2 separate regions of the Homo sapiens genome follow, and region 2 is linked to region 1. A link is a loop called in an ENCODE intact Hi-C map of the cell type or tissue named here. Cell type or tissue: mammary epithelial cell. All regions are shown on one strand. Links, peaks and the distances in the headings refer to the core of each region. The heading gives the core; the rest is flanking DNA. Region 1 has its middle 6.4 kb from the start of AGPAT2. Region 2 holds the start of LOC105376325 (a long non-coding RNA gene).

Region 1 (5,356 bases), core at 171-5,170:
AATCTGCTGAGGGCCTGTGTTGCAGGGTCTGGTGTCGCCCAGGGAAGTTCTGCACCAGGTCGAATCTCCAGGCCTCCTATTGTGTTTTAATCACAGTCTACCTGTCTAGACCTAGTGTGTCCTACAGGGTGTGCGGTGGCCAGGCCCCAGGGGGCCCCAGGGACCCTCACCTCCCAGCATCTGTCACCTCCTGCCCTCCCGTGGGCTTCTGGGCTTGGTCTGTGCAACCCACAGCCCTTGGTGGGAGTGTTGGTGTGTGGCTTCCTGGGCGCCCGGGGCCCCTCGGCGGGGCTGGTTAGAACCGGTGCTGTGGCACAGACAGCAGCTGGTGCCAGGTGGCCCTGGCCGGAGACACTCAGGGCACATGGACGTGCAAAGACAGCAGGCGGCCGAACACCTGTCACCGTCCCATGTCACGTAAGGGGAGCAGTGCACATCGGCACTGGCCGTGTGAGCCCGTGGTGTGTAAATTCCTCCAGGGAACAGGTTCACCAGCCCTGCGGAGAGCCGTGCGTGCAGCTGGCACGGGGGGTCCCTGAGAAGATCCTGGCCCTGCTGTGCTCGACTCCGCGGGGGACGCTCAGCCCTCCTCGACAGAAGGTGAGCCTAGGAGATGGAGCAGGATGCACAGAGGGAAGGGGGGTTTCACCTAAAGCTCAGACGGATCAGGACCCGGGTGCCTGCCTGGGGGGACGTGTGGGGCTCCCCCACAAGGCCGAGCTCCCTGAAGGCAGGCTTTCCCCAGGGGGTGCAGCCTACCATGACCCTGGGCCTGTGGGGATGGGCTCCTGACCAGCTGTGGTCTCACCAGGCAGACACTGGGCTCCTGCCAGGCCTCTTGACCATCTGTCTTGCGGGCTAGGACACATTCTCCTGGCCCGCCTGGCTTCTGCCTGCTTATTAAGAAGGTGGCGTGAAAACAGAGCCACCTGACGTCGCCCCAGGGCCGCAGCCAGGTGCTCTCAGCAGGGTTCTCTGGGAGGCTGGGGAGGAGGAAGGCCCAGGGCCCGGGCACTGTGCCCAGCCAGGCCCCACAGTGCTGGGCAGTGCAGTGTGCTGGCAAGAGAATGTGTCTGCCTTTATTTATACAGGTGACTGAGCAACAACAGGGCGAGGTTAATGTCATTTAAAGAAAGTGTTTTTGTTTTTGTTTTTTTGAGACAGAGTCTTACTCTGTTGCCCAGGCTGGAGTGCAATGGCACGATCTCAGCTCACTGCAATCTCCACTTCCCAGGCTCAAGCGGTTCTCCTGCCCCAGCCTCCCAAGTAGCTGGGATTACAGGCACCTGCCAGCATGCCTGGCTAATTTTTGTATTTTTGGTAGAGACTGGGTTTCACATGTTGGCCAGGCTGGTCTCGAGCTGCTGACCTCATGATCTGCCCGCCTTGAACTCCCAAAGTGCTGGGATTACAGGTGTGAGCCACTGCGCCCGGCTGGAAATGAATGTTTAGAGTGGAAGATTGTATCTGTCTTTACACCAACACACTCATAAAATATAATTTTCAATGTATTTTTATCAAGGAAGGAGCCCCTGAAGGCAAAGGGCCCGGGGCCCCCAGGCATCGCGCCCTGTGCGGAGGGTCCTGGCCATTGAGCAACAGCAAACTGGGGGCGCCGGGGATGCGGATGAAGGACACCCAGAAACTGGCAGGAATGGGGAAGGAGAAAGGAAGAGAAGGGAGGGAGGGAGGGAGGGAGGGAAAACTAATTCCCCAAGCCCAGAAACTACGATGGGTGGACTTGCAGAGGGGAGGAACTTCAGTGCACCTCAAACGCTCGGAGGCGCCTGTGCAGCTCCAGTCATGCAGGCAGAGCCGCAGTCTCAGGGCCGCTCCATGCTGGTTCCCACTAGCGGCCCGGGGGCACCCACTGCTCGGAGGACGCACCCCGTGGGTGGGGCTGGGAGGCTCCTGCCTGGCGCTGCTGAGTATTGGAGGGGCCGCGGATTCCTGGGGTGGTACCCGCCCAGCCCAGCGCTCATCAGAGGACTCGGATTGTGCGGAAGGTTGGAGCATGGCAAGTGGCAAGTGCCCCTGGGGACGCTTTAAGGACGAAGGATGGTAGATCCAAAGGCGTGACCTCCTGTGGGCTCCCGCGTCTGGGGCCACATGTCCCCCGTCATCCCTCCGTCCCTCTGCCCTGTGGCCTGGCGCTGCCTCCACCCCACCCCACCCTACCCCATCCCGGGGCCTGTCCACCAGAGGGCAGTGCTGCCCAGCCCTTCGCAGAGGCCTTGGGGAGAATCCAGGGGCGGCCTTGCTGGACTTGGCCCTAGGCTGGGGAAGGGGTCGCCAGCTGAAATACAGGACACCCAGTTAGATCTGAGTTTCAGATAAACAACAAATAACATTTTTTAGTATAAGTATGTCCCCATATTACACGGGACACGTTTATGCCAAAATATTCTTCCTTGCCAATCTGAAGTGCAGATCTAACCTGAGCCCTAGGTTTTTGTTTTGTTTGATAAATCTGGCAACCCTGCCAGGGGCAGCACAGGTGACCTGCAGGCTCTCGGAAGGCGGCTCCCAGGAGCAGGCAGGGCTGCAGTCAGCTCGGCAGGGATGGCCACCGTCTGCCACACCTGCCCAAGGCTGTGACTCAGACGGGGCTGTGACTCAGGCAGGGTGCGGCAGGGCGGGGAGGGTGGGAGCTGGGTGGCTGAGCTGCTGGACCTTAACCCTCACCTCTTACCCAGAGGCAAGAGGACCTGACCTACTCACCTGCACTCAGGGCTCTTGTGCTGAGGCCTTGGGGTGGTAAGGGGCGTGGTATAGGTCAAAGGCCAGAGCCCTGTGTCCTCTGCTCCGGAAGGCACGGCTGCAGGTGTAGTTAGTGTTGCTGACACCCTCTAGGCTTGTGCAGTGCACAACCTGCACAGCTGGGCTAGGCGCCCGGGGCAGCTCCTCTGGTTCCCTCCTCACCCAGGTCCTGCCCTCCTCTCTCTCTCCCTGCCTGCCGTGCGCCCGCCCTCACTGTGGCCTCTGGACTCCTGCTGGAGTCTCCTTGATGACATTTAAGTCACAGCTCCACCTGGAATTCAACTTGGGCTCAGACACCCCAACCCTCTGGGATGGAAAAGAAGAAAATGGAGAGTGTGGGGCAGACGCCGGCCGAGCCGAGGGCAGGTCAGCACAGCCTCATGTCCGGCAGAGGGTGTCCAGGTTCTTGGCATCATGAACAAAGAATTGGACAAAATGCACAAAGCAACGGAAGAAGGAAGCAGCAAAGGCAGAGACGTGTGGAACATGAACGCGCACTCCACAGTGCAGTGGGAGCCGGGCTGAGCACAGGGGGTCGGGAGCCCTGTTACAGAACTGCCTGGGGTCTAAATATGCTCCAGAGGTTTCCACTGGTTACTTGGTATATGCCCTATGTAAACGGAGAGGTTATTTCCTGTTGTAGCTGATGTGTTTCCATTTGATTTTGTTCTACGGAGTCAGCGTGAAACAGCCTTAGGTTCCCAGGCTCCAGATCCTCTTCTCCTCCCTCACTGGGTCCCAGTCATTGCCCCATTGTCTGGATCTCGGAGGCTGCCCCTGGTGCTGGCTGAAGCCCAGCCACCATCCCCGAAGGCCGCTCCTTCCCAGGATGTCCAGAGGCTCTCGGTGCGTCGTTTCCCAGGTGGCCCCTGACGACTGAGGGCTCCAGGCTCTGCACAGTCCACGCTGCCACTGGGATCGGAAGGGCGGATTCCTCCCTCCTTCCGTCACTCATTCACTCACCAATGGGGCACCTGCCATGGGCCAGGAGCAGAGTAGAGGGTGTTGGAAGCGAACCCACGGGTGGGCGGTCGGGTGGGGAGGGAAGCCCGCCTGCCTCTGCCCACAGGAGCCCAGGCCTGACACGGCCCCAGGACACAGGCCCCTGCCCCACACGGCAGCACGGATGCCCACGGCCCAGGCCTGGCATGGTTCAGAGGAGGACGTGGACACCAGGTCCACTGGGGGCTGCCTGGACACCCTGGAAACTGTGTGCACCACCCGGGTGGCCGTGGGAGTGCGGCGCTCAGCCTGAGAAGGACCCAGCGTCGGAAGCCCCTGTAGGCGCCAGAGCCGGCCCTCGGACGCTTCACCAAAGGAAGCTGCAGCCTCGTCTGGGCTCCGACGGCCCTTCCTGGAGGTCTTGCCGTTTCTCTCATTTGGTGGAAGAGGTCACGGCCTGTGGCACCCAGGCCCCGGCTTTCGATGCTGAGCCCCGAACCCCCGGCCTCAGCCTCATCTTGCCAAGAGGATGATCCTGTGGAAAGGTGAAGTCGCTCCCGAAATTGGGGGGCGGCTCTGAGCCCCCAGTTGGGTTTGCTAAGGCTTGGACCGGTGCTGCCAAAGGCCCTTCCGACCACATCATGGGCAGGGCGCAGGGCCAGAGCCAGGGCCACCCTGCAAGAGCCAAGCCCCTGGACACCACTGCCGGTGGGGAAACTGGGGAAATAGGTGCTCTGGAGGTATTTGGGGGAAGGGTGAAGGAGGAGCCGACTGCAGCCCAGGCCCCCCTGCCCCCGCTTGCTGGGGTTGGGACCTCGGCTCCTCTGCCCCAGTGGGATCAGCTGCTCCAAGCCCCGCCACAGTCGGGAGGCCCTTGGAGGGGCTCAGGGAGCAGAGCCCGCTGTGGTGGGTGGGGCAGCCTTGGTAGTGGAGGGGGCTCCTGAACCGCCCATTCTCTGGGGCACTTGCCTCCCTCCTGTGCCCTAGGCGAGATACCAGAGGAGGGGGCTTGGAGGCCCTAGGCCTGATTGGACGCCGCCCTCAGCAGTGAGTAAAAAGCCATGGGGTGAGGCCGAGGCTGGGGGCTGGGCCTTCATCCCTGCCTTGCTTGGGCTGGCCTGGGCCGTCCCAAGCCTCGGTCCCACTGAATCATCACACGCACCCTGCACGAAAGGGAAACTGAGGCCTAGAGAGGCAGGGCTGATCCAAGGTCACCCAGGGTCTCCTCGCTGGGTCGGGCTGCCTGACCCTGACCCTGGGCTCTTCAGCCCCACACCACACCCCTCTCGGACTGGGACCCAGGCACCCTCTGGGCCTCCGTGGTCCTGTGTGAGCTCCAGCCATGGCTGCGTCAGAGGCCGGAGCTCTGCGTCTGCTCTGGTACTTCCTGCCACGGAGCCCGACTTGCCCGGGCTCCCTGCTCCTCAGAGGCTCCACTTAGACACAGGTGTGCTGGGTGCGAGAGGCCGTGCATAGGGCACAGCTGCTCTGGGCAGGGAAGGGCTACTGCAGTGTGGGCCCCTCCTCCCTGGGCCGTCTCCTCCCTTCTGTCTCCTGATGCCTCCCCGCCCCTGTCCTCTCCATCCACCTCTGTCCTCTGTCTCCCAGCCCAGACATCATCCTGGCAGGAGAAGGACCCTGTGGGGTGTGCTCT
Region 2 (5,356 bases), core at 168-5,167, 49 kb after region 1:
TTTATTTTATTTTCAAGGTGGAGTCTCACTCTGTCTCCCAGGCTGGAATGCAGTGGCACGATCTCAGCTCACTGCAACCTCTGCCTCCTGGGCTCAAGCAATTCTCCTGCCTCAGTCTCCCTAGTAGCTGGGATTACAGGCGCCCGCCACCACACCCAGCTAATTTTTGTATTTGTAGTAGAGACAGCATTTCACCATGTTGGCCAGGCTGGTCTCAAACTCCTGACCTCAGGTGATCTGCCCGCCTCGGCCTCCCACAGTGCTGGGATGACAGGCATGAGCCACCGTGGCCAGCCATAAAGGTGTTATTCAAGAAAAAGAAGAAATGCCTCAGACCTGAACGCTTCCCACCATCTTGGCTGAGCGTTTGACCACATCGGTGGATGCCCCACTGGGTTGCATTCTAGTCCGTGCCGATGGCCTCTGCGGGGGCTCCTTCCAATCCCTTGAGACGTGGGCCATGTTGTAGGGGATGCTGGCAGTTAGTGGGAAGTGTGAGCACTGAGGGGCCCCCAGTCCTGGAGAGGAAGCCTTCTGGGCTGCGGGTCTCTCTCCTGCCAGGCATCCCGGGCACCATGCAGCCCCTGCCACCCTGGGCTCAGCCTGCCCCGTGCCCTCTGCAGTCCTTCCTCAGCCAAGGGCAGCTCCTGGAGTTTAGGGGATGGGAGTGGACTCCTTCTGGGGTGGGTGGAACCTCTCCTCCACCCAGCTCAGCAGACCGGTTGTGAGGTTGCCGCGTAGGCACCATGGGCAGTCGGGGGTAAGGATGGATACCTCTCGGTAGCTGATGCGGGGCTCACGCTGGGCTGGCACTTTAAGACAGATGCCGGAGGAGCAGCCAGGGGTGTTTGTGGGGCACATGGGCCGGGCCAGGCCAGCGCCTCTCTGGGACCTCAAGCAGGAGAGTGGTCGGTCCAGCCCGGGAGGGAGCCTGTGGCTAGGCCTGTGCAGGAGTCGGGGGGGACTCTCGGTGGGGACCCTCCCGGCAGCCGAAACTGGGGGAGGGAGAGCAGAACATCTGGCCCTGCTGGGTTGGGGCTGATGCTTCTGTTTAGCCGTAGCAGCCTCCCTGGGGTTGATTTCCTAGAGCTCCTACACCCCCAGTTTGTCCGGGGCCCCAGCCGTAGCTGCTACTGGGGGCCTCAAACTCCCCCAGGGCAGCCAGGACCCCAGGGGCTGTGGAGCCAGGGGCAGAGTGGAGGTGGGGGTCGGGGGAGGGCTGCAGCCGGGCCCATAGTCCCCACCCTGCAGGCCGGAGCAGGAAGGGCTGGCGGGAGCCAGGGACAAAAGGCGGACGTGCAGCCGGCCATGTGTGTCCTTATCACAGGCTGCACTCCCAGCACAGCAGCCTGCGCGGAAACGCTCCTCTCCGCCGCCTTCCTGCCTGGAAGCCCGGAGGCGGAGGCGGAGGCGCTGGAGGCCCCCACCCAGCGGGACGGGAGGCTGAGGGGAGCAAGGGGAGCGAGCGGAGCCAGGTGGGGGCAGATGTGCAGGATGGGTCAGGGGCAGCGGGGTGGGAGGCCCAGCCTCCGGGGTCTGGAGGGTTAGCTGAGTACTTCACGCTGCACTGATCTGTGGGGCCGCCGTGATGTGGGTGCTAACGCTCTCCCCACCTGTTGGATGGGGAAACTGAGGCCCAGGGCAACAGTGACCTCTCGAGGTCAGGCCCCAGCTAGGTGAGGCACAAACTCAGTCCAGAGGCGGCCCCGGGGGCTCTGCCGTCCACCCAGGCTCTGGCTGACAAGGGGCCCTCCTGCTGTGCTGGCTCCCGAAGGGGATGGCCCGGACTGGGCCCAGCTGCCCTCTGGTGGATATGGGGCCACCCCAGTCAGGGTGGGGCTGACAGGGTCCATGCTCCCTCCCGCCCTCGGACGTGCAGACTTGAAGAACGCTGGCGGGCGGGCTTGGGGGCCTAGCACCGGCCAGGTCACCAGTGCTACCTTCCTCTGAGTGAATCTGCCGGAGGACTGAGCTGGGGTCCGGGAACGGCTTCCCAGCAGGCCCTGCAGCCTATTCTGCCCCAGGCGTAAGTCATGCTCCCTCCCTGGGAGGACATGGCTGCTGGTGGGGTGCTGGGGCCACATCCAGTCCTCTTGGCTTCTTGAGGTTGGGGTGATGACTGCCCCCAGCACGTGAAACCCATGGGTAGGCGGTGGGGACTGTGTTCCTGCCCTGATGACACCTGCTGTGGGAAGGCACCAGAGCCCCTGCAGGCCCCCACTTCTGCAGAAGCACGGGGGGTGGGGGGTGGGGGGCGTGGGAGAGGCCCACAGAGGCTTGTGCCCCTCTAACCTGTTCCGTGGTGACAGGGCTCTCGCTTGCCTCCCGGGGAGGCATCCTGAGCCCAGTGGCTAGATTCAGGTCGTGGCCCTGCTGTGAGAGGGACCTTTGCGTCCCTGACTGACAGTGGGTGAGCCAGGCCGTGAGAGTCTTTTTCTGTTGGCCGTGGCTGGAGCCTGTGACCTGCAGGCCAGAGAGCGCAGGGCCACCTGCAGTCGCCGACCGGGCCCATTGTCATCTGTGGATCTGGCTGTGCCTCAGTTTCCCACCCATCAACTGGGGCTGGGGCTGTAGCTGAGTGGCGCTTCCTTGGGGGGTGGGAGAGGAGAGGCTGCCATATCCAGAGCACGTCCGCCCTAGGCCCTGGCCCGGCCCGGGGCCCTGCCTCCGCTAATTTGAGAGGATAGAGGAAGTCCCCTGTGGCCTCTCCCCTTCTCAGCTGACCTCACCCATCTGGGGCTGCACAGGAAATGCCCGGGTGTGCTGGGGCCTGACCCTTCTGCAGAGCCGGGGCCCCAGCGCCAGCCGCCCGCCATCTGCTGACCTCTGGCCAGGCTCAACGCCACACTCTCCAAGGCTGACTCAGAGCCCTGGGAAAGGGTCAGGGGCTCCCACCTCCGTGCTGAGCTCATCAGGGAGGGGCTCAGCACCTGGTCACCTCTGTGTCCTCACACCCCAGGCTCTGCCTGGCTGCTGCCTGCCTGGTGGTCAGTGCCTGTCACCCCCACTGTCCCCTCCAGGCCACAGGAAGAGTCTGAGCAGGGAGAACCCTGGTCTCACGGGCTCCCAGGGCCCTGGCACCGAGGGTGTGAGGAGCCTCTCCTGGGACAAAGGCCGAGGGGTTCCGGGGGTCCTTGGCCTCCGTGGCCGTTGGCATGGGGCCCCCCCAACGACCCGCAGCCGGCAGATGGGGCGGCGGCTGCAGTTCCCCCAATGCTCACAGCGCGGCGGTGTTTCCCCGCGGAAGCTGCCCCGGACCAGTGGCCTCTACCCTGCTGCTGCCAGCCTTGGGCGGGGCTCCCTGCACGTGGGACACGCACCCCTCCCACCCTGACAGCCTGTGCGTCCCGCCCTGCGTGGCTTCTCTCCAAAGGCTCTTAAGATTCGAGGAGAGGGGCGGAGAGAGGACCTGGCTTGGTTGGGAAGTGGGGCCTGGGACCCTGGGACCCTGTGCTCCGACCCCACCTGCAAGGCTGCGCCCTCCGCAGGGGGCCGTCCGGGGGGGCCCTGCCCGCGGGTCACTGCCAGGATCCTGCAAGCAGCCAGCGGGCACCGCTGTCACCACATTTCACACTCTGAGGAGCTCTGGGCACAGCCTCCAGGGAAAGCCTGGCTGCCGACTCTGGCCCCCTGACTCCTGAATCCTGCGAGTCACACGGCGGCACGGCCTGCATATCGGGGAGGATGGCAGGCTGGGCTGTCCTGAGGTGACCAGGGAATGCCAGACGCTTTGGGGTGAGGGTTTGCTTGCCGGCTTTGGGGCAGGCCAAGGGATTCTGCAGGGGCAGTAGGTCCCCGCGATCTTCTGGGGAGGGGCCGGCTGCCGAATCTCTGGGATTCAAATGTGGAAAACCCACAGGGGGCATTCCCGTGATGACTGAAAGAAGAAGTGGCAGCGTCACAGCTGAAGGGAGGCTGTCAGAGTGACCAGAGTGGCCAGTCCAGAGGAGACGGGTGGGGCAAAGTCTCCAGGAGGCCAGGAGATGCCTTCAAGAAAAGAAATGGAAAGGAGTGATGACCTGATGCGTGTGAGAACACGGGGACGAGCCTTGCGGCTCCGTGGGAGAGCTTGGGTGAGGACCACCCGTGCCGCGGCGACCTCTGATCGTCACCCAAGCTGTGCCCTCCCATTTCACGGTAAAAGGGGTTTCACCGGGCTCAAGGCTGTCCAGCTAAAGACCACGTCTCCCAGCCTCCTTGCAGACTCTAACTTAGCCTGTGACCAAGTTCTGGTCAATGGGACCAGAGCAGGAGTGGGAGGTGTCACTTCCGGATCTTCCCATTAAAAGAAAGGGTCATTCTCCAGGAGAACCCACCCGAGGTGTCCTGGCCGTAGCCACCTTCAAAATGCCCTCTGTGTGTATGGGAGATACTATACCCTAGAATCTCAGAACACGCCAGAACGCTGAAATGCCCTTCTACCTTTGGATTTACAGCCCCCTCCAGATAAATTAAGAAATTCAGTATTTCTCCACTCTTAGCTGGATTCTAAAGTTCTGTATATCTCATGATGATGTGTATTTTTATAGCAGCCTTTTAACAGAACTAGTTAATTTGGTGTATATGAATTTTTCTCGAAGATCTGGTCCAAACTATATTCAGTTTTCTGCCCAGAATTATCAGATTGAAGGTGGTTGGTTTTTATTTACTTTTTCTTTTATTCCTTTTTTTTTTTTTTGAGACAGAGTTTCACTCTGGTTGCCCAGGCTGGAGTGCAATGGTGTGATCTCAGCTCACTGCAAGGTCTACCTCCCAAGTTCAGGTGATTCTCTTGCCTCAGCCTCCCAAGTAGCTGGGACTACAGGTGCCCGCCCCCACACCTAGCTAATTTTTGTATTTTTAGTAGAGTTGGGGTTTCACCATATTGGCCAGGCTGGTCTCGAACACCTGACCTTGTGATCCACCTGCCTCGGCCTCCCAAAGTGCTGGGATTACAGGTGTGAGCTACCGTGCCTGGCCAGGGTCACTCTCTTGTTGACCCTTCCCTCCCTCCTGCAGGCAGGGAGATGGTGAGAGGTGGAGCAGCCCCTTTGGTCCTGAGCCAGCCACGTGTTGAGAGCGGCAGGGAAGCCCATCAGCCTCGGGACTTTCATGTGAGGGAGAAACCAACTCTATCATGTTTAGATTCCTGTTGTTTTGGTTCTTTGCCTCAGTAACTTAACCAATATTCTAACTAAGCAAGTGAAAAAGGAAGCAACTTTGAATTCCAGGAAAAACAAAAAGTTATAAAAAGGAAATGCATTTATCATATAGTACTTGGCTCAAGAGTGAACAATTACAGAGTTATATTAATGCAAGTGCTGACTATCCGTGTGAAGAATTCAGGATCCGTCGTCTGTTTGAAGGTGGGAGGGGA

The links. A loop is a pair of places that touch in the nucleus more often than their neighbours do. Peaks named below come from ENCODE experiments on the same cell type or tissue, not always from the same donor. Only the 100,000 strongest peaks of a DNase experiment are listed, where the experiment ranks them.
Region 2: a loop joins it to region 1, with 6 times the contacts of the local background. A loop is called at or near these places in 22 of 110 quality-filtered maps.

The regions. Positions count from the first base shown.
Region 1 is chr9:136,691,223-136,696,578 of GRCh38, reverse strand. No RefSeq gene overlaps it. Among named protein-coding and RNA genes, the nearest start is that of AGPAT2, 6.4 kb to the right of the region's middle. In mammary epithelial cell, for the core only: a CTCF peak has its summit at 2,201 (motif pointing right); DNase peaks (open chromatin) are centred at 928 and 2,598; H3K4me3 peaks cover 160 bases; H3K27ac peaks cover 404 bases.
Region 2 is chr9:136,642,525-136,647,880 of GRCh38, reverse strand. It overlaps LOC105376325 (a long non-coding RNA gene), which reads left to right and starts at 3,405. Exons shown (of 3, transcript XR_930446.4): 1 at 3,405-3,735; 2 at 3,860-4,137. It overlaps LOC102724193 (a long non-coding RNA gene), which reads right to left and starts at 1,197. Exons shown (of 4, transcript XR_930443.3): 1 at 337-1,197. RefSeq lists silencers at 1,032-1,221, 1,832-1,881, 3,042-3,171, 3,442-3,491, enhancers at 824-1,520, 1,521-2,218 and a cis regulatory region at 849-3,558. In mammary epithelial cell, for the core only: a CTCF peak has its summit at 3,220; no DNase peak of the experiment used is centred there; H3K27me3 peaks cover 287 bases.